Linked DNA regions of Homo sapiens: region 2 is linked to region 1. Evidence: chromatin loops called from intact Hi-C (ENCODE). Cell type or tissue: right lobe of liver. All regions are shown on one strand. Links, peaks and the distances in the headings refer to the core of each region. The heading gives the core; the rest is flanking DNA.

The links. A loop is a pair of places that touch in the nucleus more often than their neighbours do. Peaks named below come from ENCODE experiments on the same cell type or tissue, not always from the same donor. Only the 100,000 strongest peaks of a DNase experiment are listed, where the experiment ranks them.
Region 2: a loop joins it to region 1, with 7 times the contacts of the local background. A loop is called at or near these places in 6 of 110 quality-filtered maps.

Annotation. Positions count from the first base shown.
Region 1 is chr1:184,475,742-184,487,488 of GRCh38, forward strand. It overlaps C1orf21 (chromosome 1 open reading frame 21), which reads left to right. Exons shown (of 6, transcript NM_030806.4): 2 at 1,645-1,862. The coding sequence starts at 1,769. Among named protein-coding and RNA genes, the nearest start is that of C1orf21, 95 kb to the left of the region's middle. In right lobe of liver, for the core only: no CTCF peak of the experiment used is centred there; no DNase peak of the experiment used is centred there; H3K27ac peaks cover 2,419 bases.
Region 2 is chr1:184,402,979-184,414,725 of GRCh38, forward strand. The region is part of intron 1 of C1orf21 (chromosome 1 open reading frame 21); the gene reads left to right. Among named protein-coding and RNA genes, the nearest start is that of C1orf21, 22 kb to the left of the region's middle. In right lobe of liver, for the core only: no CTCF peak of the experiment used is centred there; no DNase peak of the experiment used is centred there; H3K27ac peaks cover 551 bases.

The DNA.
Region 1 (11,747 bases), core at 1,792-9,791:
TGTGTGTGTGTGTGTGTGTGTGTGTGTGTGTGTGTGTGTGTCCATCCACAGGCCTGGATTTCATATAGTTTGAGATGAAGACTTGTTAACATTAAGTTACATCAAGTATGGGGAAGATATAAACATTAGCCATCTAGGAGAAAATCTTCCTGGTTTGTAGAACTTTACCAACCAACTCTACACTTCCTATTAATAATTTAACATAACCACTGATAGAGAATAGTTTGAAGAATTATATGAGAAATGACCAATGTTATAGTCATTGTCAATATTTATGGCAATTTGTATTTGCTTGGCTTAATTTAAGATCACTGCCTTTTTATCTAAGTTCATTTATTAGATCGATTATGTTAATTTGAAAAATTCTCTTTGCTGAGATTTTATGGCTTAAATGATTAAATTTCTACATCCAGAGATGTCCTTAGTGCCCTAGCAAGGAGGGTTTAGGAGCTCTAGTCTTCTTGGTAGAGAAAGCTTATAGCTACTGTGTAGTAGCACTATCTGTGAAACTTGAGAAACTTCCACTGTTCATGGGCGGGGGGCAGTGGGACGTGGGTGCTGATGAAGATTCAAAGAGGCTTGATGCCTTCTTTGTTCTGCCAGGACTCTGAGGAGGTAAGGGCCTGTATTACAGTGGGAGGGATGGAAACAAAGGAATGTGTAGGAGAGATGTTTCAAAAGAAACATTTACAAGACTGGAGTAAGTCATCTATAGGCCTGGAATGGTTGGGTGAGGATGATGAAAGCATAAAACAAAAATGAGCAAGTTGAGCAGAGCAAACACTCAGAATTTGAGGAGCCACCTTGGATGGGGCAGGGAAAGGTAAAGTCACTTAAGTCAATTTGAAGATTATCTCTTTTGCAGTGTATCTGTAAATACTCTTTAAGCCTTTATGAGAAATCGGTAGAAGCATGAAGTTTACGCCAAAAGCTTGACAACTGCTTTGTTGCTTTTCTTCATATTTTGACGTCTTCTGCCCAATCCTTAAAACATTTGGCTAGCTAAGCAGAAAATGGACAGAAGTAAGTTTTAGACCTTGCCCCATCTCCTTCCTTTGTCTCCAAAACAGTGTCACCTCAGGTAAAATAAAATACTGAATTATTTACAGCCTTAACCAGAAATGTATAAAGTAGCCCATGTACCAGTCTGAGGAGGATGGCTACCGTTTCCTGGCAAAATTTGAGGAGCTGGGAGGGCTGGCTTCAGGGTAGAATGAGGAAGATGAAGAGCTTTTCCCAGCCTCCTGAACTAGGTGGATCTCAAGAGTGGGCTCTCCTTCCTCGACAGTTTTTGAGATTTCAGAACATTAGTAAACTTACAGGTACTTTAAGAGTATGTATGGCAAGCAGTAGTGCCCAAATACGTATTTGAATAAATACGTATTTTTGGTATCTCCTCAAAAAGTTCACTCCTTGGCCATGTGTTGCATAGGGACATGCCTTTCCATCTTGCTTTCTGAGTGGGAAATCAAGTGAGAATGGGCCACGCTGCACATGGTTCTTCTGTGCCCACCACAACACCAGTGCGATGGGTGGGTCTGTGCATGACTTCTAGTATACTGCAGGGCACAGCACACCAACATAGTGAGGCTTGTGTTTTGCTGCAGTCACTGCCCATTCTAATCTAGCTTTCTTTTCTTGCAGGTGCACACATCTTGACCAACTCAGCAGCAAGGTGGATTTTCTTTGTGTTTAAAGAAAAAAAATGTCCCTGTGTCTGTAGAGATGATTTGCAGTTCAGCCCGGCTGAAGCTGACCGAATGAGACTATGGGCTGTGCCTCCGCCAAGCATGTTGCCACTGTTCAAAATGAAGAGGAAGCCCAGAAAGGGAAAAACTACCAGAACGGAGATGTGTTTGGCGGTGAGTCCTATCAAACTTGACTCTTGACCCATTGATTCTAGGCCTTTCACTTTTTTTTATTGATACATAATATTTGTACATATTTATGGGGTGCTTGTGATATTTTGTTACATGCCTAGAATGTGTAACGATCAAGTCGGTATTTAGGATATCTATCACCTCGAGCATTTATTGTTTCTGTGTGTTGGGAACATTTCAAAACGTATCTTTGAGCTATTTGGAAACATACAGTACATTATTTTTAACTATAGTCACCCTACTCTGTTATGGAACATTAGATCTTATTCCCTCTAAGCCTTTCATTTTTGTGACAGTGAATAATTACAGTGATTATTGGGTTATACCGTCTGAGGTGAAAGGGTGATGAGACCTAATGGAAATCAATGTGGATCTTTACTTTGGATCATCTACATCATAATTTATACAAAGTGGTATTTGAGGAGGAACATGGAGGTTTTTTTTGCAGGAGCTAGCATTTAAATCAAGCTTCAAAGAACCAGCAGAATTTAAATTGGTGCATGGGACAGTGGCCATGGGGTGTCCTAGTAGAGGAGAACTGTAGGACTAAAAACAGAAGTCCAAAAGGGGAGTGAGTGAGGATTTATAAATGAGGGAGTGAGGTGTTTTTTTTTAAAGTGTAATAGAGAGTGAATTATACATTTTCAGATTTAAAATAAAAATACAATGAATCTAATAATCATCTTTTAACCTCTCTCTGTTGAATCAAAATGACTTTAGGATATCTAGTGCAAAGGCCACAGATTGGCAACCCATGGCCACACCTGGTCTGCAAATACATTTTTTTTGCCCCCTCCCCAAAGAATTTTAAAATAAAAAGCAAGACAGCCTTTAAAAATCAGGATATTTCACATAAAACCTCAAATTTCTTCAAAAGAGCTGGCAGCAATAGGTCTTCATTCCTTGAGACAACCGTCAGGAGGTGGGGTAGCAATTGCCCCTGCAGCCAGGCTGTGGCCTCCAGTGAACTGCTAACGCTTCCCCGGTGCATGCACACCGAGTTCAGTTTGCTCATTGACATTACCTGGCCACTTACAGGCTATTATGCTTGCCTGATCTTGAGATTGGCCCTTAGATGATTATTTTGAAGTATGGATATATAAACAAAATTTCAATTAGTACCAGGCAGATGAAGCAATTTTTGTGGAATTATTTTAACAATAATACCTACTACTTGACATTTGCACGATGCTTTCATTTATAAAAACACTTCTTCAACTCTTAGTAAGGGACATCATAGAGATATGTTGTAGAACCTCACTGAGATAATGTTTACGTGTAAATAACTGTAGCTGCATCATTCAGTCACTGTCAAATAATTCTACTACTTTTAGAATCTCTAGCTTTTGGTTCATTGTAATGATTGTTTTAGTCTCCTGGTGAAGAATTGGGAATGGTACGAAAGAGCTAAGCCACAGTTAAAAGTGGACTCGTGTGTTTGGGAAGAAAACTGTTGCATTTTGTTCCAAGGAGATGCACTAATTGCCTGGAACAAATTTGTTTCTACTGGTAACTACCTATAGCATTGAGAACTGTGGAGAAGAGTAACATATATGAACATCTTAATAAAACTACAGTCCAGATCTCTGAAACCACAGTTTTTAGGGAAAGAGTTGATTGGAACTAGAGTCATTACTGTCATCCTGAAACGCTTGACTTTTAAGAGAAAATAATCTAACATCAGGGATTTGTTTAACTTCTACCTGATGTCCTGTGTCATTATCATTTTTATAATAGAGCTACCATTTATGGAGCCGTCACCATGTGTCAAACATCGCAAGGCATTTACATTCATTTTTATGTTGAATTTTCACAACAATCTTGTGAAATATGTGCTACGCAAATTTTACATACTTGGAAACTGAACACAGAGAGACGGACTTGTCCGAGGTTACCCAGCTACGAAGTGCTAGAATCCAGATTGCTCAGACTCCAAAGTCCACCTTTCTTTCTCCATGTTGTTTCCTGATGCCGTGCAGCCTCCCATAGGTCTTTTTTTTTTTTTTTTTTTTTTTTTTGAGACAGTCTTGCTCTGTGGCCTAGGCTGGAGTGCAGTGGTGCGATCAGGGTTCACTGCTGCCTTGACTTCCTGGGCTCAAGTGATCCTCTCACCTCAGCTCCCTGAGTAGCTTTGGGACTACAGGCACGTGCGCTCACACCTGGCTAATTTTTTATATTTTTAATAGAGATAGGGTTTTGCCATGTTTCCCAGGCTGATCTAAAACTCCTGGACTCAAGCAATCTGCCCACCGTGGCCTCCCAAAGGGCGGGGATTACAGGCATGAACCACCACACCCGGCCCTCATTCTTTAATGCACAAAAGTATTGATTGGTCTGTATCCTATGTATAAGGCCTTTTGCTAAATGCCATGGAGATTACAGAGGTAAATAATCCATAAACCTTGCCATCTAGGACTTTGTAAGAAGATAAGGAAGTGTTACGAGGTAGAATAAGCCAAATGCCCGAAGAGGAAAAGACATACCTCATGATAACAGTCAGGGGATAGATGCTCTGCCTTAAACCGCAGAATCAGAGCAGATTTCTTACAGAGATGACATCCAAACCTGGCCTTAAAGGACTGAAAGAACAAAACCTGTCTCAATCTAAACTGGAAAAGGAACAGCTAGGTAATGTAAGACTTATTCAAGAATAATAAATATTCTAATTTATGGAACTAATGAATGGAACATAAACTATAAATGGGACAGAATTGGCTAGAAAACTAAGTTAGGGTTAAATTATGGAGAACTTCGAATACCAAATGACAGTCTTTAAAAAGATAACCTTAGATTGTCAGAGCAAGATTTGGTGATATTCAATACGTTGTGCTTACATTCTGCTTGGCAATGAGACCACTTAACCATCCCTTCACAACTTGTATAGCCAGGAAGACTCTATTGTTCTAAAGCACCATGTGTATTTTGCAGATGTTAGCATCTGATAAAGGAGCTTTGTGTTAGTCAACTATTGCTGCGTAGACTGTAACAAACTCAGGTTCAGTCACTTGCCACTTGCAGAGTCTAATTCACAAGAGCGAGGTCTGGCATAAAGAAAGTGACTTTATTCCATAGCTTAGCCTGGGGGAAGAGGTACAGGCTCCTGCCTTTAAGAGCACTGTTTTGCTTTTGGGGCAGAAAGCATGGACTTTTAAAGGGGGACTTGGCATGAATGGCATTCAGAGGAGGGAGTGAGCAGTTGGGGGTCTGCGTGACTCGCTTTCGTGCTTAATCTACTGGTGGTCGAGCTGGCTGCATCACAAGCAGAGCTAGGTTGTATAGTGGCCTTTGTCTCAAGACACTCTCCAGGTGGGAGAGCCTTCCATCAGGGACATACTTTAGGTTGCAAATTGACTGTTGTCTCTTGAGGCAATCTCCTTGTGGGAGAGAGTTTCTGCCCTGGAGCTTCAAAGTAAGCACGTAGTTAGATAAGCTTCCAGTGTAGTGAGTGTCTGGTGAAGGGAAGGTAAAGGTTATGATTGCATTTCTGAAGAGCTAGGTAGGAAATGGGAACAGAGGAAAAGAAGGAAAGAGAAAAGAAGAAATAACTTAAAAAAAAACTCTCTCTCTTAGAAAAATGGGGATACTTGGTTACAAGACAACTTGAAGCTCTCAGTCGCATTCCACAGTAACTGTTTCTTTCTTGATTATGAATTGGTGGGTCAGCTGTGGTGACACTTCTCTATGTATCTCTCATCTTTCTCCAGGGACCAGCAAGCTAGTGGGGGCATGATCTCCTTTCACAGAAGGGCAAGTGTGCAAGTGATACATATGGTGCCTCTGAAGCTTGGACTTAGAGCTGGCACACTGTCACTCATACCCACATGCCACTAGCCAAAGCAGGTCACATGAGTGAGCCCAAAGTTAGGCAAAAAAGCACACTCTGACCACAGTGCATTTACAGCAAGGGTATAGGTGCAGGGAGGGTCAAGATTGGGGCTAAAAATCAGTTTACCCCAAGCCCACCTGGTCATTGCTCTCTCTGTGCCTCTGTGTAGTTCATGCCATAAAGCGTCGTTTAAGGCCTCTGCTAAATTTTCTTCATCCTCCCAACACCCACATTGAAATTTTATTTACTCCAGCATTCTATCATTTTGTTAATCTCTCTAACATAAATATTAGGAAGTTTGTGGGATTGTGTTAAATACAGCAGGAATACAATGGGGAGAGAACTTCACCAATCAAGGGAGATACTTTTTCTAGCCCTGCAGGGCTCTGGGGGAAGAATTACCAGAATCCAATGTCAAGACAGTTCCAGTACCCTAGATATTACTGAATATCACATTTTAAATATGACGAGTTAAGGTCTTGTCTGTGTTTCTTCACTTAAATTAATTCGCAAGGAGAAGAAGTTTTCAAAATCCCACAATGATCACAGATGGTGGCAGATGAGTGATAGTGATAGGCCCACTTTTTAACCATTTGTAACCCATTATTTCTGTGGTCTCTTATTGTGTAACAAATACCCCAAACATAGTACCTTGAAACATAACCAGCTTATTATTCCTCACGATTCTGGGGGATGGCTGGAGTTCATCTGTTGTTCTCTCCCGGGCTCAGTCATGCAGCTGCATACAGCTGGGATCTCAGCTGAACTCAGCTATCCCAGATGGATTTGGGCTTCTGTCCACAAGGCCACTCTTTCCAGCTGGGTAGCCAAACTTTTCAGCCCGGCTTCCAAGAGAAAAAGTGGAAGCTGCCAGGCCTCTTAGGACCTGAGCTTGAAAGTTCAAGAATGCTACATTTGCTGCCTTCTGTTGATGAAAGCAAGTCATAAGACCAGCCTAGAGTTGAGGGAATAGAGTCTCTCCACCTCTTGAGAATGTGCCCGTAGAAAGAGGAGGAATTGTTGGGAGCCGTCTTTGGAGACCAACGCCCATTGCAAGAGGAAATTATGACTCCATGACTGGGATATATTTCAACCTGGACAATTATATTCTGCTTTCTAAAATACCCCTCTGTTTTTCACCGAATAAAGTGACCTTATTTATGCTTTAAAAGCTAAACATTTAAAATGTTTTAAATGTTATTACCACATGTTGTTGAAGATGTGACAAAGTCTGTGAAGGGTGGCATATTTGGGGATGGCTCTGAAGTATGTGTCTCTGAGTGTGTGTACACACACATTTGATCCTTTTCCTAAAGGTGTTAATTTAATTTCAAAGCTTCTGAAGACATCCTCAGGAGCTTTGATGCCCAATGTGTTTATACAAATGGTAATTTCCATTTTTTTGAAGCAGTTTGGGCGCCATGATGTCTTGGTTATTTAGGAGCTCCACCACAACAAATGTGTGTGACAGAATTTCTGTAGCATGTTCCACCATGCAGAATTAAATGCTAAATGGGCATCTTGACTCCTAGATTTCAGAAAATTTAGGAAATCATTGACAAGGAACTTCACCAGTGATATTTACTTACATATTTTCTTTCACTTTAAGTGTTGAAGCATAAAAAGTTTCAGATCTAAAGTTCTGCCTGACACACTGTGGCCCTTTCAGAGGTCAGATCCACTTCAGAAGGTTTCATCTTCAGATTGGAATTTTCCTTCTCTCAGTTGTCAGGGCAGATGTGAATAGTGGTCAGCAGATCTGCTGAGGTCATTCAGAGGACAGCTGAGCAGATTGCCAAGACCAGCTTGCAAAAAGTAAGTGACCAACAGGTTCAAGTTATCATGAACTGGTTAAGCAAGTTCTAGAAGGCCAAGTGCTTATTGGATTTCTTTCAACAGTCATTCTCTTAGACAACTAAAGTGGGTGCATAGAACACATTTAGGCCTTATTAGGGAAATTAATACGTCAGGCTTGAGATCATGATCTCTCCTGCAGCCCGCCCCCAAGTGGGGAGAAACTCTTACAGTTATATTGACTTCCTTTTCTGCGCTTTTTCTGTTTCCAGTGTTTCAATAATGTAGGCTTTAAACTTGAGTCACTTTTGGCTTTTGCAGTTAGTTTCCAGATCCTATAAATCTCACTCTCTCCTAGCATTGCTTTTCTTACCACCACTGTAGTTTAGGCTGTGACAGCCCATCACCCCAAGAACTGCAGTGTCCTCAGGAGGAATCTCCTGTTAACCTCCTTTATTGCTTGTTTGTTCCTTTGCTTGTTTTTGGTCTGTTTTTACTTCTTCATTTTTTGGCACCACTATCAGATCAGCTTTTTAAAGTACTCCTCTGTTGGTATTAAATCTTCTCTAGAACTTTCTGTTTGTGCCAATAAATCCCAAATCCTTAGTGAACATCCAAGGCACCTGAAGGTGGCTCATATCCACCTTTGCTGCCTTTGTGTGTGTGTGTGGGGCGGGGGTGGGGGGTGTATGTGTGTTTTGAGATGGAATCTCACTCCATCGCCCAGGCTGGAGTGCAGTGGCGTGATCTCAGCTCACTGCAACCTCCGTCTCCTGGCTTCAAGCAATTCTCTTGCCTCAGCCTCCCAAGTAGCTGGGATTACAGGCACCCACCACCGCGCCCGGCTAATTTTTGTATTTTTTTTTTAGTAGAGACAGGGTTTCACCATTTTGGCCAGGCTGGTCTTGAACTCTTAACCTCAGGTGATCCACCCGCCTTGGCCTCCCAAAGTGCTAAGATTACAGGCGCAGCCTTGTTTTGTACTCTGTTCCTTCATGATCGCCTTCTTCAGTCAACTGAGCAAGGCAGCCTTGTGAACTTATCCTGCATCTTCGCTGCTCTAGGCCCTCCAGTACATGGTGACCTCTGCTTGGCACGGGCCCGTTTTCTCGACTTCATGTCTTTAAATCCTGCTTGTTTTCCAAATATAAACTTTTATACAGAGCTTCCTCTAATACCTTCAGAAGGTATCTCTTTCCTGCCATCCCAGAATACTTTTTGTTTATTTGATTTATTTGTTTATATGTCTAATCTCTCTTGTGAGCTGGTTAGCTCCCCGAAGGCAGGAACTGCATGGGCTTGAGAGGACAGAGGGCTCCCAGATGGCCAAGGAGCTGGAGGCAGAGAGATTGTTCAGGAATCAGGTTGGGCACTGACTGAACCAGCCCTCCCATATAACTAAGGTGGCCTGCACTGCTGCCAAGTTTGGCTTAAGCCTGATGTTTATAAACATCCCTTTAAATGGAGGGGCTTAGATTATTGCAGTAAATTCTTCTGGAATGATGGTGTGAGACTGAGCAGCAGTAAAGCGAGCAAGAATTTGGCTGCTTTCTTTCACTTGGACTTTGTATTGCTATGTGGCTTCAGTTAAGTTCTGATCCTTGGGTGTACCTAAATGAGAGCATATAACAGATGCTTGTGGCTGTGTGTGTGTGTGTGTGTGTGTGTGTGTGTGTGTGTGATGGTGTTATGCCAATCTATTACTCATCTAAAATGCTGTGAGACCTATTTCACAAGGTTATGGTGAAAATTAAATGAGAAAATACATCAGATTTATTCAGAAATTAAAAGCACTTGGAGGCAAAGTCATAATTCACTGTTTATGTCTCATAATTTTTGATTGCATTCAGCGAAGATGGATTAAAGATACCTGTGTTTGTGGACAGTAACAGAGAGAATAATGTTTGTCAGTGCAGTCCAGCACAGTACCCATGAGCCACATGTGGCTATTGAGCATGAGAAACGTGACTAGTCCTAATTGAGATGTGCTGTAAGTGTAAAATGAGCTTTTAAGTTTCATATTAAATGAATATTTAATATGAAAAAAGAATATAAAATAGCTTATTAATAATTATTGATTACATGTTAAATGATATATTTTAGATCTATCAGGTTAAATAAAATATATGAAGATGAATTTCACCTGCTGCTTTTTATCTAATGTGGCTACTAGAAGCATTAAAAGTACACACATAACTCACATATTTCTATTGCACAGTGCTGATTTATGTGACTGAGAGGTAGCAGTGGTAGTGTGAGAATTTCCTTCTCTTTCAAGTTTTAGTTTTTATTGGATCTAAGAGAAAAGGAGTTTGATGGAGGCAGTGGCCCTCATTTTCTGCTTGGAATCTCTATGCATTAAGTGAGCACTAGGTGTGTACACTCAGCCTTTTGTGTGTCAGGGGGTGATTTGGGCAAAGAGGGGTACATGGGGGACCACCAGAGAGGCAGAATTGGGAGGCAGCTTGGCCAATGAACAGGAGCAATGCCACCTTGCTCCTCTCTGTGCTGCTTAGTGATAGACTTTAGCTGCCTCTACTGTAGCTGTTTTGCTGGCATAAGGAAGCTTCTGTTGGCTTCTGAAGCTGTTATTTCCCGAAGGTGAGAGAGAAAATCATGTTTCCCTTTTTCTGTTTTTAGTGAATCATAGGAGACAGTAAAGAGCCCTAAGGGCAGGAGAAGTGTTTGACGGATTTGTGATAGGCCAGATTATAGTCATAAAAGCTGAGAAATTTAAGTCAAGATAAGTGAGGAACATGGTCTTGGGTTTAGGCTTTGAAGACTCCCTGATGTCTTGAGCTGAGCCTCAGAAAGGTCTTAATGGCTCGAAGTGCACATGGGGCTCATGGAATCACAGAAGCCAGTCGACCTTGGCTCAGAGCTTTTAACTGCATTCTTCTGAAGTAAAAGTGCTCAGCCCAGTGTCTGACTCAGAGAAGGTGCTCAAAATATGTTAGTTTTATTTCCTTTTAGGTGGTTCCTGGGCCATGCTGATGCTCATTTCAATAGGGAAAATGAAACATGCGTGTATGTGAGCATGGAATGGAGTAGTTGTGAATTCTGTCTTACCAGCTGGGGTTTGATTCCAGTGTCACCACTGCCTGTGCTGTTTTGGATTTATAACTTAGCTGCATTTGTTTCCAAATCTATAATATGGAGGTAATAATGGTATCCACCACTTGGAGTTCTGAGGAGGAACACATAGTTAATAAGGAGAGCGTCCAGAACAAGGCCAGTGCACAATTAGCATGGAAGCACTTGTTATAAATAGTAGATGGGCCTGAGTAGACTGGCCCCACCTCTTCACTCTCCTCCCCTCGGCCAGCACAAAATAGATACCATGCTAGATGCCGCCTTGATGCCAAGTTTGGTCTAGCTGAGGTAAAGCCAGCAAAAATTTCTACTTGGAAACGTTTTCTATGACAGAAAGTTAAGAAATGCTCTATACTTTCTATATTAAAAAAAAAATCCAAGTGCTACTTTTCCTTCCCTTGCCAGCTGGTATCATGAGCCTGTTCTTTTGAAGTTAGAGAGATAAGTAGAAAATAAGACCATTTGTCACTCCCTGCTGCCAGGCAGCTGGGTTGCAAGATGAGGGAGCACCTGAGTTTTCAGAGACCATTGGCAGGGACACGCTGGCAGGGCCCTCCAAGTCCCTTTGGTTTTCTTCAATTACTCCCTTGCCCCTTCAAGTGCTTGTATTGTCTGTAGCAGTGGAGACCTGCTGGGTGCTTCCTGGCCCTCTGGCACCATTCAGTGAAAGGTGAAAGGACTGGAGCTGCAGGCAAGGCCTGCTTGGGGATGAGGGAAGTTCTCAAAACGTGCCTCAGTGACAAGAGAGGAAGTCAAAGGTTTCTTTACCTATTGCACTTCCCCTTGGAGTTATTTTCTCCTGAGTGACACTACAGATTCAGACATTCAAAACAATGGCTTCTTCCTGGACTCCTGGCTGGTGTGACTGAAGGGACCTGCCTTGCTATGAGCACCTCTCCAGGCAGCCCCTACCTGGCCCCTGGGCCTCATTAGGCCCTGGCTGTCCTCCGTAGAGACTAGTACAGCTCCTGCCTTCTGCACTTGGAACTTTACATGTGACTGGTTATTTTGCCCCTGAACCGTTACAACTTGGATTTGTGCTTTACGGTGTATGAGGCTTTTTCAAACGTAATTATTATCATGATTATCCCTACTTGATAGAAGGGGAAACTGAAGTTAAAAACTACCCCAGTTCACTTAAGAAGTGGGACGGT
Region 2 (11,747 bases), core at 1,234-9,233, 73 kb before region 1:
ATCTTTCAGGGTAGCAGAATAAAGGAGTAGGGCAGGTAGCAAGGCTGGAGTGGGAGCAGTTTTGTCTAATAACTTCAGTTTGCCCTACCAATATTACTGTTTTCTTTACCAGTTGGATTGTGAAAAAGGTTGGGAAACACTGCCTTAAAAGAACTCTTAACATGTACAAGAATGCACAAAGTAACACTGTTGATAATACTGAAACCCTGCAAACAGTGTATATGTCTATCAACAGTGTAGTGAATAAAGAAATTGTGGTACATTCATATGAAACAATAGTAAGAGTAACCTACAACTGTGCGTGCCAACAGGGATGAATTCAAAAGCATAAAGATGAGTGGAAAAGCAAAATAGAAGACTAATACAATATGATTCTATTTATGTAAAGTTCAAAAACGGCTAAAGTAATATATTGTTTAAAGATAGACTCATAAATGGGAAGACTGCTAAGAAAAGCAGGGGAAGATTAACAAAATGCAGAAGGATAATTAATTACTTCTGGGGTGAAGGGTATGTTGTGCTTGGGCAGGGTTATACATGAGACTTCAGAGGTGCTTGTGATGTTCTGTAGGTATGTACATAATTGTTCATTTGCTTTTATACATTAAATTATACATGTATTATGTGATTATTTCATAACAAAAGAGAAACAAAACAACAAAAACAAAAATCTAGACACAGGAATAGGCTAACCGAAACTCAGATAATTAAATTTATGCTTGAGAAAAACTTCTTTCTCAAGTGGAACACTTGGCTTTTAATTTTTTATTTAGTGGCAATAACTTTTTGATTGATTGTGTTAAAGATTGCAGATAGAAATTTCCTTTTAGTGTCTGGGTCAAGCAGTAAGAAATCTGTTATTGTGTATTATACACACATGAATGACAATTACATCACCAGGTAACAATTAAAGGTAGAGTCATGGGTACTTTAACACTAAGCAGTTTTTTGGTACCATTTATGCAAAATATCATCATAGTCAATTTTAACTTTATTCAGCAGGAGATTTTTGAAGGAACATAATAAATAGGAAATGTTTATTAAGGATATGTTATATGCCAGATATAGCACCTACATTAACTCATTTAATCGGATAATAGCCCATGAAGAATTAGATATGGTCTACATTTTACAGATGAATAAACTGATACTCAGAGAGGTTAAGTAGCTTGTCCAAAGTCACACAGGAAGTACATGATGGGATTTTAATGCAGGTTTATCTGTCCCCAAAGCCTGTGTTTTCAGCTTTCTGTTCCAGAGTATCTTGTTAAGAACTTCAGGTGCTAATCTGTACCTTTTCTCAGTGGAGTCCTTAGTCCATTTTGTGCTGCTATAACAGAACAACTGAGACTGGGTAATTTATAAAGAACAAAAATTTATTTCTCAAGGTTCTGGGGTCTGGGAAGTCCAAGGTCAAGGTGCTGGCAGGTTTGGTGTCTCATGAGGGCCCAGTCTTGGCTTCCAAGATGGCTCCTTGAATGCTGCATCCTCCAGAGGGGAGGAACGGGAAAGCAGAAGAGCCGAGAGAAAGTGAGAAAGAGGGCTGGAGTTGCCCTTCTTTTCTGGCACCAATTCTACCCATGAGAGTAGAGCCTTAATGGTGTAATCACCTCTTTAAACTCTTGCCTCTTAATACAGTTACCATAGCAATTCAATTTCAACATAAGTTTTAGAAGGAACAAACATTCAAACCATAGCAAGGCCCATCCCAGAAGGTATTTCTGAAGTCCAGAGAAGGAAATCCTTGAATAGATTGTGGCAGTTCTTCACAATAGCTAAGTGAATGTTAACATCAATTTTAAGCTTGCTTTTCTTTAGTGCCATTAAACAGTCACTCTCTACCCCCTCGTGATGCGTCCTTTCATAGATTTGCTGGCCCTAAAGAATTTGATTGACTGGGCAGAGAGAGACCTGCTTGGATTTCTATTTGTTTGTTTTCTGATCTGAAGCCTTCCACAGATTTCCATCCTCAAGATTACCCTGGACATTAAAACCTTTCTTGGCTAAGCCTGTGCAAAACCCTTGCATCCCATTTCTCCTTGCATTAAAATTTTATGTGTCTGTTTCTCCAGCCTGTCAAAATTTTAAAACCTTTTTCTTAATTCTTCAGAGATTACCTTATGTTATGCAAATTGTGATATCAGCAAATGAAACGTTCCCTGGTCTTTTATCTGAATCATTATTTGGCATGTTTTTATTAGACCCAGTGCTAATAATTCTTTTTTTTTTCTTTTTGAGTCAGGGTCTTGCTCTGTTGCCCATGCTGGAGTGCAGTGGCACGATCACAGCTTATTGCAGCCTCAATCTCCCTGGCTCTATCAATCCTCCCACTGTAGCCTCCTGAGTAGCTTGGACTTCAGGAGTGTGCCACCATGCCTGGCAAATTTTTGTATTTTTTGGAGAGACAGGGTTTCACTATGTTGCCCAGGCTGGTCTTGAACTCCCAGTCCCAAGCCATCTACCTGCCTCGGCCTCCAAAGTGCTGGGGTTACAGGTGTGAGCCACCACACCTGGCCCTAAAAATTCCTATTATGCTTTAAAGTTACATCATGTTTATCTTTGCAGTTCCCCCATTCTTGCTACCCCTACTTTCCACTGATATTTTCGCAGAGAATGCAGCTGATGAAGGGGACAGGGTGGGAGGGAGCATTCAAATGAGCATTTGGTTGCTAGGGAACCTAGTTTACTCAGTAATTGTGACTTCCCAAAGTTGTTTAGAAATTACAGCAGAGCTGTTTGGAATCTCTGTCTATTCCTCTTTAGATTGGTGCTCCTCTAGCTTTGGAGATGACTGAAGTTCCTAAAGTTATTCAGTCTCTTTCCCTGGGAGCTGTTAGACTTGCTTTTTCCAGGGACTGAAGTGACAAAAAATTTATTCTAATCAAAATGAGGTCAGTGTAAGAGTGAAGTTGGTGAATCCCTATCTTATCTTCTGATCTGTAGGGATATGTGTGCCTCTCCAAGCCCCAGCAGGAGAGTTTTTATAGTGATACTAAAACCCTCTTTATATCTTCCTTCTATTTTCATTATATTTGAGTGTCTACCAAGTTTCCTTTCGGTTGAAATGTCAAGAAAAATACTTTCTCTTAGTATTATCTCAAATGAGAATTTTATGATCCTCTGTGTGAAGATAAAATCTCTTACATGTGTTTTGATTTTTCACTTTTTTGGGGATAATTACATCTCAAATTAACCAAGTTAAAAATGAACTCAATAGAATAAAATAAACTCCTGTGATTAGCAAGGGAGTAAAATGAGTATATCTAGAAATGAAATGCATGTAAAATTCATCTTGGTTTTCTACTCCTATGTTAAATTATATAACAACAATGCTGGGGCTCTTCTTTGGATCTTAAATATTGTCAATCACAAAGGTGGGATTAGACTGAGGGTGAGGGAGTAATACTCTTTTAAGAGAAGGAAAAAAAACATTGATATTAATGATAAGTGTTGTTTTTTGGAAAATGAAATTTGTATTAGAGTTTGTGGTAGGCTATTTATTAAGTGGCATAGAGGATCATAACTGGGAGGGGGAGGAATTAAGCTGGGTTAACACTGCTGGTCTTCTCTATGCAGCCTGAAGACAACCTTGTAATTTACAGAAGTGCATTCAGAACATCTTTTCCTGATTGCTCCTTTAAAGGGCTATTCAGGAAGGACTGGAGCCTTACTATGTCTGTTACATTGTGCTTTAATGGGCCAGCTGCATGTGTATCTAAGGGTAAGGGAAATTTATGGAGGCCATGGTCCAAATTTGAATGGGTTTGTCACAGTAAGTGTGTTTTTTCCTCCTTTCCACACTGCCTCCTACTCTGATTTTTCTTTTTATTTTTTGAGACAGGGTCTTGCCCTGTCACCCAGGCTGGAGTATAGTGGCATGATCACAGCTCACAGCAGCCTCAACTTCTGGGCTCAAGTGATCCTCTTGCCTCGGCCTACCAAAATGATGGGATTACAGGTGTGAGCCACCATGCTAGGCCCTGATTTTTTTTCTCTTTGTTTTTCTAGAGACCGAGTCTTGCTCTGTCATCCAAACTGGAATACAGTGGCTCAATCATAGTAGCTTACTGCAGCCTCAGGCTCCTGGGCTCAAGTGATCTTCCCACCTTGCTTTAGCCTCTCCAGTAGCTGGGACTATGGGTGCATATCACTAGGCTTGGCTAATTTAAAAAAAAATTTAGAGACAGGGTCTCACTATGTTGCCTAGGCTGGTCTTGAACTCCTGGTCTCAAGCAATCTTCTCACTTTAGCATTCCAAGTTGCTGGGACTACAGGCATGAGCCACCACACCCCATACCTCCCCCAACCCCAATTTTTCTGTGGAATTGAGTCTTTAATGTGGAACTAACTGTGGCTAAAACATTTTACATGTCTAAAATGGGAAAAAAATGAAATAGGTACCTAAATGGTATTTACCATAATTGAATGAATATGCAGCTACATTTGTCTGGTAACATGTAATGTGAAAAACTCAGAAAATCTCTCAGGTAAGATTTTCTTTTTAAGCTAAATGAGACTTTCCCCACGGGTCACATCCTGAGTTGTGCCGCATCCGCTTAGTGCAGCGTGTGCATCTGTTAAACAAATGAGTGCTCATGAGTCCAGAAATCCACAAACACCATTTCCCCCCAAAGCAAAGAAAATACATCACCTTGGATTATTTTGGTAGCTATAATAAATCTCTTACCTGCTTGCCTTTGAAGCATCATGACTTTTGTGGGGGAGTGGTGGGGGAAGAGGAAATAGAAGCATTTGAGGAAATATACTAGGTCTCTAGCAAATTATTCATGGCTGTTTGGATGCCAGATGAACAATATATTTGAATACTATTTATCCTTTTACAAAATGAAGTGTAAAGAACCCTAAAATAAAAAGTTATATATCTTGGTTGCGCTGATAGTCATGATAAATAGGAAACAGTTTGAAAAGGTCCCATGGTCTGGTTTCTGCACAGCATGGCCATATAAACTTCATTGCAGATGGGCTAATGGATGCCAGGTGAGAAAGGAAGCCCTAACCTTCCACATCAGGGTTTTAGAAACCATCAGGTGGGCCACAGACAGTCTGAGTTCTCATTTTCACTTTTTATTAACCTGGCCTCTATTTTTGTTACCTAAGATGATCGACATAAGACAGAGCAGCTGGAGAATTAATAACTCAATAATACTGAGATTAGGCAGCTAAGAATGAGAAAAGTGTCCTAAATAGAAATTGCAGCAATTCAGTATTTCCTCGCTGAGTAGGTAGATGACTCAATACACTTGGTAAAACATTAAAATTGCTCTATTAAGACTGGAATGTTGTGTTAATATTGTTACATCACAGTGGGGAATGGTTTATTTTTGTTGAGGGTGGTTTATTTGCAAATCAAACATAAAGCCTGAAAGGAAACATTACTTTTCATTAAATAGACGGCCAGCCGAATGAACAGAGAAGGTGAGTGAATTTATTCTGCTGCAGCAGCCCAGGGCTTGGAGGGTTTGTGCTTGTAGGAAAATTCTGCCCCCAAAGAGACTTTCATATTCCATCCCATCAGTGAGAAATCACTGTTCTACTGGGCTTTTCATTGCCTTGCTTTTTTTTCCCATTATTTTGAATCCAGATCAACAAAGGTTATTATTTGGGTCATTTGTTAGGGCCTGGAGCTTTGTTTGCTAAATTGAGCTATAAGTTAAACTGTTTACCATCAAGGAGGGATTTTTATCTGTGTTGAGTCTTTGTGAGGAGAGAGGAATCTCTGATAAGCTGCTAACTAGATAGAAAGTGAAGGCAATTCCCCTGAAGGCTTTACACCCCTTGGGGATAGTCTGACCTTTGAAGAGGCAGTTGTGAGGCCGATCAGGTTTCACCGCCTTTTCTCCAGCATCCCAATCTGATGAAGTCTCATGCATAATAAAAATGGCACATTAGGGTCCTTTTATTTAATTCTCACAATGCTTCCCCCAGAACATTTTAGAACAAAGTCTGTGCCTTAATCACATGGCCATTCTCACAGTGACCTAATGGGTTTGGATGTCAGCATTGGTCCTAGAAGAAACTACTGAGTTATTTCAGCTGAGAAGGTGAAATACGGGTAGTTTCCAACACTTCCGTTTCCTATTCAGCACTTTTTTGTTCTTTCTTTCTCAGTTTTCAAAGAAAGCTTCCTTTGGCATGTTTTCTAGTGCTGGGATGACCTGGGCCAGCAGTTGCCTAGACTAGGGTGGGATCTTACTGTAGTTTCTTCTGGTCTAGATGAGTCACAGCTGAGAGGCCCAGAAAATCTGCTGTTTGTATTTGTCAGTGAGCAGGTCCTTCTTATGTTGGCATTGACTTTAATATTTGCTTTTTGTAGAAAGAAATAACCTTACAATATTGGGGAGGAAGTGAAATGAGGTACTAATGGAAGGTTTGTGGGGTGAGGAATGTGGGCTGCGGGTAGGGGGATGGGAAGATTGCAGAAAATGACCCACAGGTGGATTTTTAGTACAGGTCCTCTTTCTAGTCCTACTGGAATGAAGGGATTCGTAATGGATCTTGGAAAATTAAAACAGAAAGAATAAGAAAGAAGGTGATCTTGACCAAAATAATATAACCATCTTGGTTATGACAACTAGCTCCTTATAGAACACCAACGAACTTACAGAGTGAGGTCTTTGGTCTACATGTCCTGCCTCATTTGTAGCTCATCTGCTACCCAGCACACCACCTGATTCAGGGTGGGCCTGGACAAATACGCACCAAATAGAATTAAATGTTATCATGACTCCAGGGGCTCTGGGTATTGACTGTTTAATTCCCTTCTCTGTGAATTACTGAGTAGTATTTTACTGTTCTAGACTATGCCTTCAGTTGGCTTTGCTCTTATTTATGCCCTTCTCTAGCAGCACTGCAGAGTAGCTCCCAACAGAAGAGAATCAAAACATTTATGTAAATTCGTATAATGGCAGGCAAAGACAGCAGAATAGGGATTCATGTATGAAAAATTGGCAGACTTATGAGAAATAAAAGTGATATATTAGACATGCTCTGTGGAGAAGAAAGTCCAGTAGGAAATGTATTTTTTTATTATGAATTGAAATAAAGTGTCTGATCTTAAATTTTAAAATATAGCTAGTAAATATACTGTAAGGTTCTTCTTATTTAAGAACTTATTGTTCTGGCCAAAGAAAAAAAGAACTATATTAGATAAAAGATCTGTGAATAGCTTGTGCATCTAGGAATAATAGCTTTGGAAGCAATGTCCTGATAATTATATCTGTGTCTGGGTAGGTGAAGATGTTTCAAGAAGTTTGAATTTATCTTGACAGGATTATGCTGAGATAAAGGATGATTTTTCAGGTGGATATCTTTGATTTTATACTTTTGTCCTAACTTTTGAAGACGTTGAATGATTTTCACCAAATTCACAATAGCGCAATGAACATTTTAGATTCAGTCTCGATTTAGTGTGCAAAACGAGAGTCAATTTGTTTCCAGGTGGACATATTTCTGTAAATTGAAACAAATTACAGTGAATTTTTATGTGGATGAAGGTTGCTAATGGCATATGATGGTATTAAATAAGAGGTTATAGTCACTTTTCAGATTTTCTTCTAATACATATATTCTTTGGATTAATTTTATTCAACATAGTGAAAGATTAATTTGCCATATATATTATATATATATATATATATATATATATATATATATATATATATATATTTTTTTTTTTTTTTTTTGAGATGGAGTTTCGCTCCTGTTGCCCAGGCTGGAGTGCAATGGTGTGATCTTGGCTCACTGCAACCTCTGCCTCCCAGGTTCAAGTGATTCTCCTGCCTCAGCCTCCCTCCTTACAGGCGCCTCCATGCCAGGCTAATTTTTGTATTTTTAGTAGAGTCGGGGTTTTGCCACGTTGTCCAGGCTGGTCTCGCTCTCCTGACGTCAGATGATACACCCGCCTTGGCCTGCCAAACTGTTGGGGTTACAGGGGTGAGCCACCGCGCCTGGCCTCGAAAATATTTTCTCCCCCTAAATCTCTGCATCAACTAGAGTTGCTTCTCTCAGGAAATTCTAAAATCCTGCAGAGATAATGTAAATGAAATAGTTCCGATTTGGAGAAAATGCCTTACTGCTAATTTTTTTGTTTAAACAGGAACATATGTGGTTTACGGGAAAGTTTGTGATCAGATGTAAGAGTCTGTGAGGTCCCATCTAGTTTTCAGGTTTTGGCTTTTCAGCAGGCTTGAAAAACCTACTGGCTTCTCTAGGTTCTAGAGGGCTCTTCTGCAAGCCCATTGGGGGACATTATTCCCTTATTAATGATTGCAAAATAATTAAGAATATTTATTTGTTCTTTGTAGTAGAATGTTGCTTGCTGGGCAGCTTTCCATACTATCAAGTCAGAGCATGGAGAGTTCAATGTTATCTTTTCCTTAAGCCAACGTAATGAAAAATTATTGGTTATGGGTATTTCCTTTTTTTTTTTTTTTTTTTTTTTGAGACGGAGTCTCACTCTGTCGCCCAGGCTGGAGTGCAGTGGTGCAATCTCGGCTCACTGCAAGCTCCGCCTCCCGGGTTCACGCCATTCTCCTGCCTCAGCCTCCCGAGTAGCTGGGACTACAGGCGCCCGCCATCACGCCTGGCTATTTTTTTTGTATTTTTAATAGAGACAGGGTTTCACTGTGTTAGCCAGGATGGTCTGGATCTCCTGACCTCGTGATCCGCCCGCCTTGGCCTCCCAAAGTGCTGGGATTGCAGGCGTGAGCCACCGCGCCCAGCCGGTTATGGGTATTTCTTAAGAAGCCATATATAAGAGCTTCTATATGTTCTGTCATAAACTTGAATTTGTCTTCAGTCCACCAAGTTTGTCTCAGAGGAATCTGGACCCAGATGTGAGATACAAAACTTATTTGATGCTCTCCTGGTGCTAATATGGTTGGACTACCTAAAATTATGCAGAGATGATTGTATATTTAGACATTATTTGATATGGCTGTTTATTGCCTAATAAAATCTTGAAGAGAAACTGGGATGAAAAGGCTTTACAATCTACCTCTGTCTCCCTTTATTGCAGAAGTCCGGACAGCTTTTCAATGTGATGGATTCTGTGGCAAGGATTACATCATTGGGGGGTTTTATATTTCTATAATTTTAGATTAGTTATTTTAGTTCCCTTACCCCCATTTTTAAATATTCCTGTCAGCTAAAACAAGGATTTTCTTAGGAAATGATGAAGCCAGGTTTAATTTCTACTTAGTGAGAAGACTGCATTACCACCCCACTGTTAAGGTGCAGGTATTGTCAGTAGGGCAAGGATGGGTTTTCTTTTGTAAGGAATGCATTTGAAGGGATAGATTACAGACTCAGGGTAATGTGAACCTGTTTCCATGCTTGGGAATGTCCTCCCAGGTGATGGACATCCCTTAGGGGAAGCCTCAGGTAGGATAAGCAAAGCCTAGGTTCTTATTTGCTTGTTTCTTAAAGAAACACAATAATAAAGACAAAAATGGTGTATGGATCAAACAGATGAAACCAGAAGAGTGTTAATATCCAGAAATGTATTCTCTAAGGCTCTGCCTAATTATATTAAAAGTAATTTGCAAATCTGGCCCTGAGTTTTCTGTAACCATATGAAAACAAGAAACACTATCAGTCACAAGATTCTGTTATAGCCTGGGCAACATAGTGAGACCCCATCTCTGCAAAAAAGAAAAAAAATAGTTGGGCATGGTGGCACACACCTGTCATCCTAGCTGTTGGGGAGACTGAGGCCAGAGGTTTGCTTGAGCCCAGGAGTTCAAGGTTGCAGTGAGCTATGATTGTGCCACCACACTCCAGCCTGGGCCACAGAGCGAGACCCTGCCTCAAAAACAAAAACAAAAAATTCAGTTATAAGAAAAGAAAAATATATATCATTGCTTTGGACAAGTGCAGCAGTTCCTACAACTGAGAGAGAAATTTCTCCTTGTGAAGGGACATTGAGAGTTGACAATTTATCTTTGCTTGGGAAAACCGAGATATCTTCCTTAGCCTTTCTAGAAATAATTCTGTTTTGATGACTGCAAGCATGGAGCATTGTGAGACACCACGTTTTACACATCTGGAGGAATTAACTCTCAGGATATACTCATCCCAAGATTCCTAAGAGCAAGTAAAGGAAACCTAATCTCTGTTATTCTTCCTGATATCTCTTTGGTGGACACCTGTTGCTGTGGTAATCCTGCAGTGTCCACCATGAAGTTTCTTCATTTCTTCAAGGGAAGGAGTGACTGGGACTTCATGGATGCTGAGATGTTATATGTATATACATGTGTGACAAAATATATGTGGGAGAAATTCTTAAAATGCTAATATTTGTCATCAAACCTAGAGGTGAAGCTCATCCTCACATCCCCGTAAAAATTATACAGAATATTTGCAGTCAGTTCTAGAATTTATTTGAACAAAATCTCATAGTATTAAGGATGACCAAAATAAGGGAGTGAAGCGTAGATGTCATGTATTAACATATTGATGGTAGAGTTGAATTTTTTTAGGTTCATTAATGTGTTTGAAATCTGTAAAATATTTCTTTCTTGTTTTGACCAGCTATAGAGGTTGGCAGTAAGTCTCTGAAGTAGCTCTGGTCAGACCTGACTGCACCAGAAAACTATGTTTCTGAAAAACGCCCAGGAACCCGAGGCATTGAGTCTGTAGATACAGCGGCTGGCTGTCTCACTGTGGGGACTCTTGGAGCGGGATATAGGAAATGAAGTGACAAGACTGTCAGCTTTGCCGTTACTCCTGGAGCCTTGTGAAGAAGTGTCTCTACCATGAAAATACGGTCCCTGTGTGGTGGGGTTATCTTCAGGCCTCTTTTCCCATTTATAGTTTGCTGGGAAGTCAAAAGGAAAAGGAGGAAGGAGATTCTCAAAATCAGAGAGGAGGAGCAAGGAAAGGTCACTCTGCCTTAAATTTGCCAGTTTTCCTGAAAATAATTTTTCTTTGTATACATATTGCAGTTGCTTCCTCCTTCATCTCAGGTAAACCTATTGACCATTGTGCCTTCTTGTGTGATTTACAATAACATAATATTTATGTATACACAGAGAGCTTTTGCAATAGAAGGTGTGCCTTGAGAACTGCAGAGTGCGTCTTCCCTGAACCTAACACCGGACCAGAGTTAAGAGTTGCTCAATAAATGCATGTTGAATTAATTTCACTTTTTCTTTTTCTAGAGGATCTCTATTGCTCAGGCTGGAGTGGTGGGGTACAACCATGGCTCACCGTGGCCTCGACTCCCAGGCTCAAGCGATCCTCCCTCTTCAGCCTCCCAAGTAGCTGGGACCACAGGCATGCCAACATGCCTGGCTAATTTTTTAATTTTTTGTTGAGACAAAGTCTTGCTATGTTGCCCGGGCTGGTCTTGAACTCCTGGGCTCAAGCATTTCTCCTGCCTCGGCGTTTCAAAGTGTGAGATGATAGGTGTAAGTCACTATGCTCGGCCGGATTTGATTTTAGACCCTGGGGAACCCATCTTTGGACTGTTTCTCAAAGAGAGGGCAGATATTATTCAGCAGAATCCTCATTGAGCATTGGTCTTACTGTGAGAATTACTGTGTTTGTGTACACCAAAGCTTGACTATGTAAACCTGAACTAAGTGTAAGAGCCCTTCTGGTAGGAAAAAAAAAAAATGACACTGTATTAGAAAGACAAAATCAGACAGCCTAACCAAACTATGTTTTTGTCAATAAATGTTCAAATTCCATGGTCTATTTTTATTTTCTTACATAGCTTTATTTAA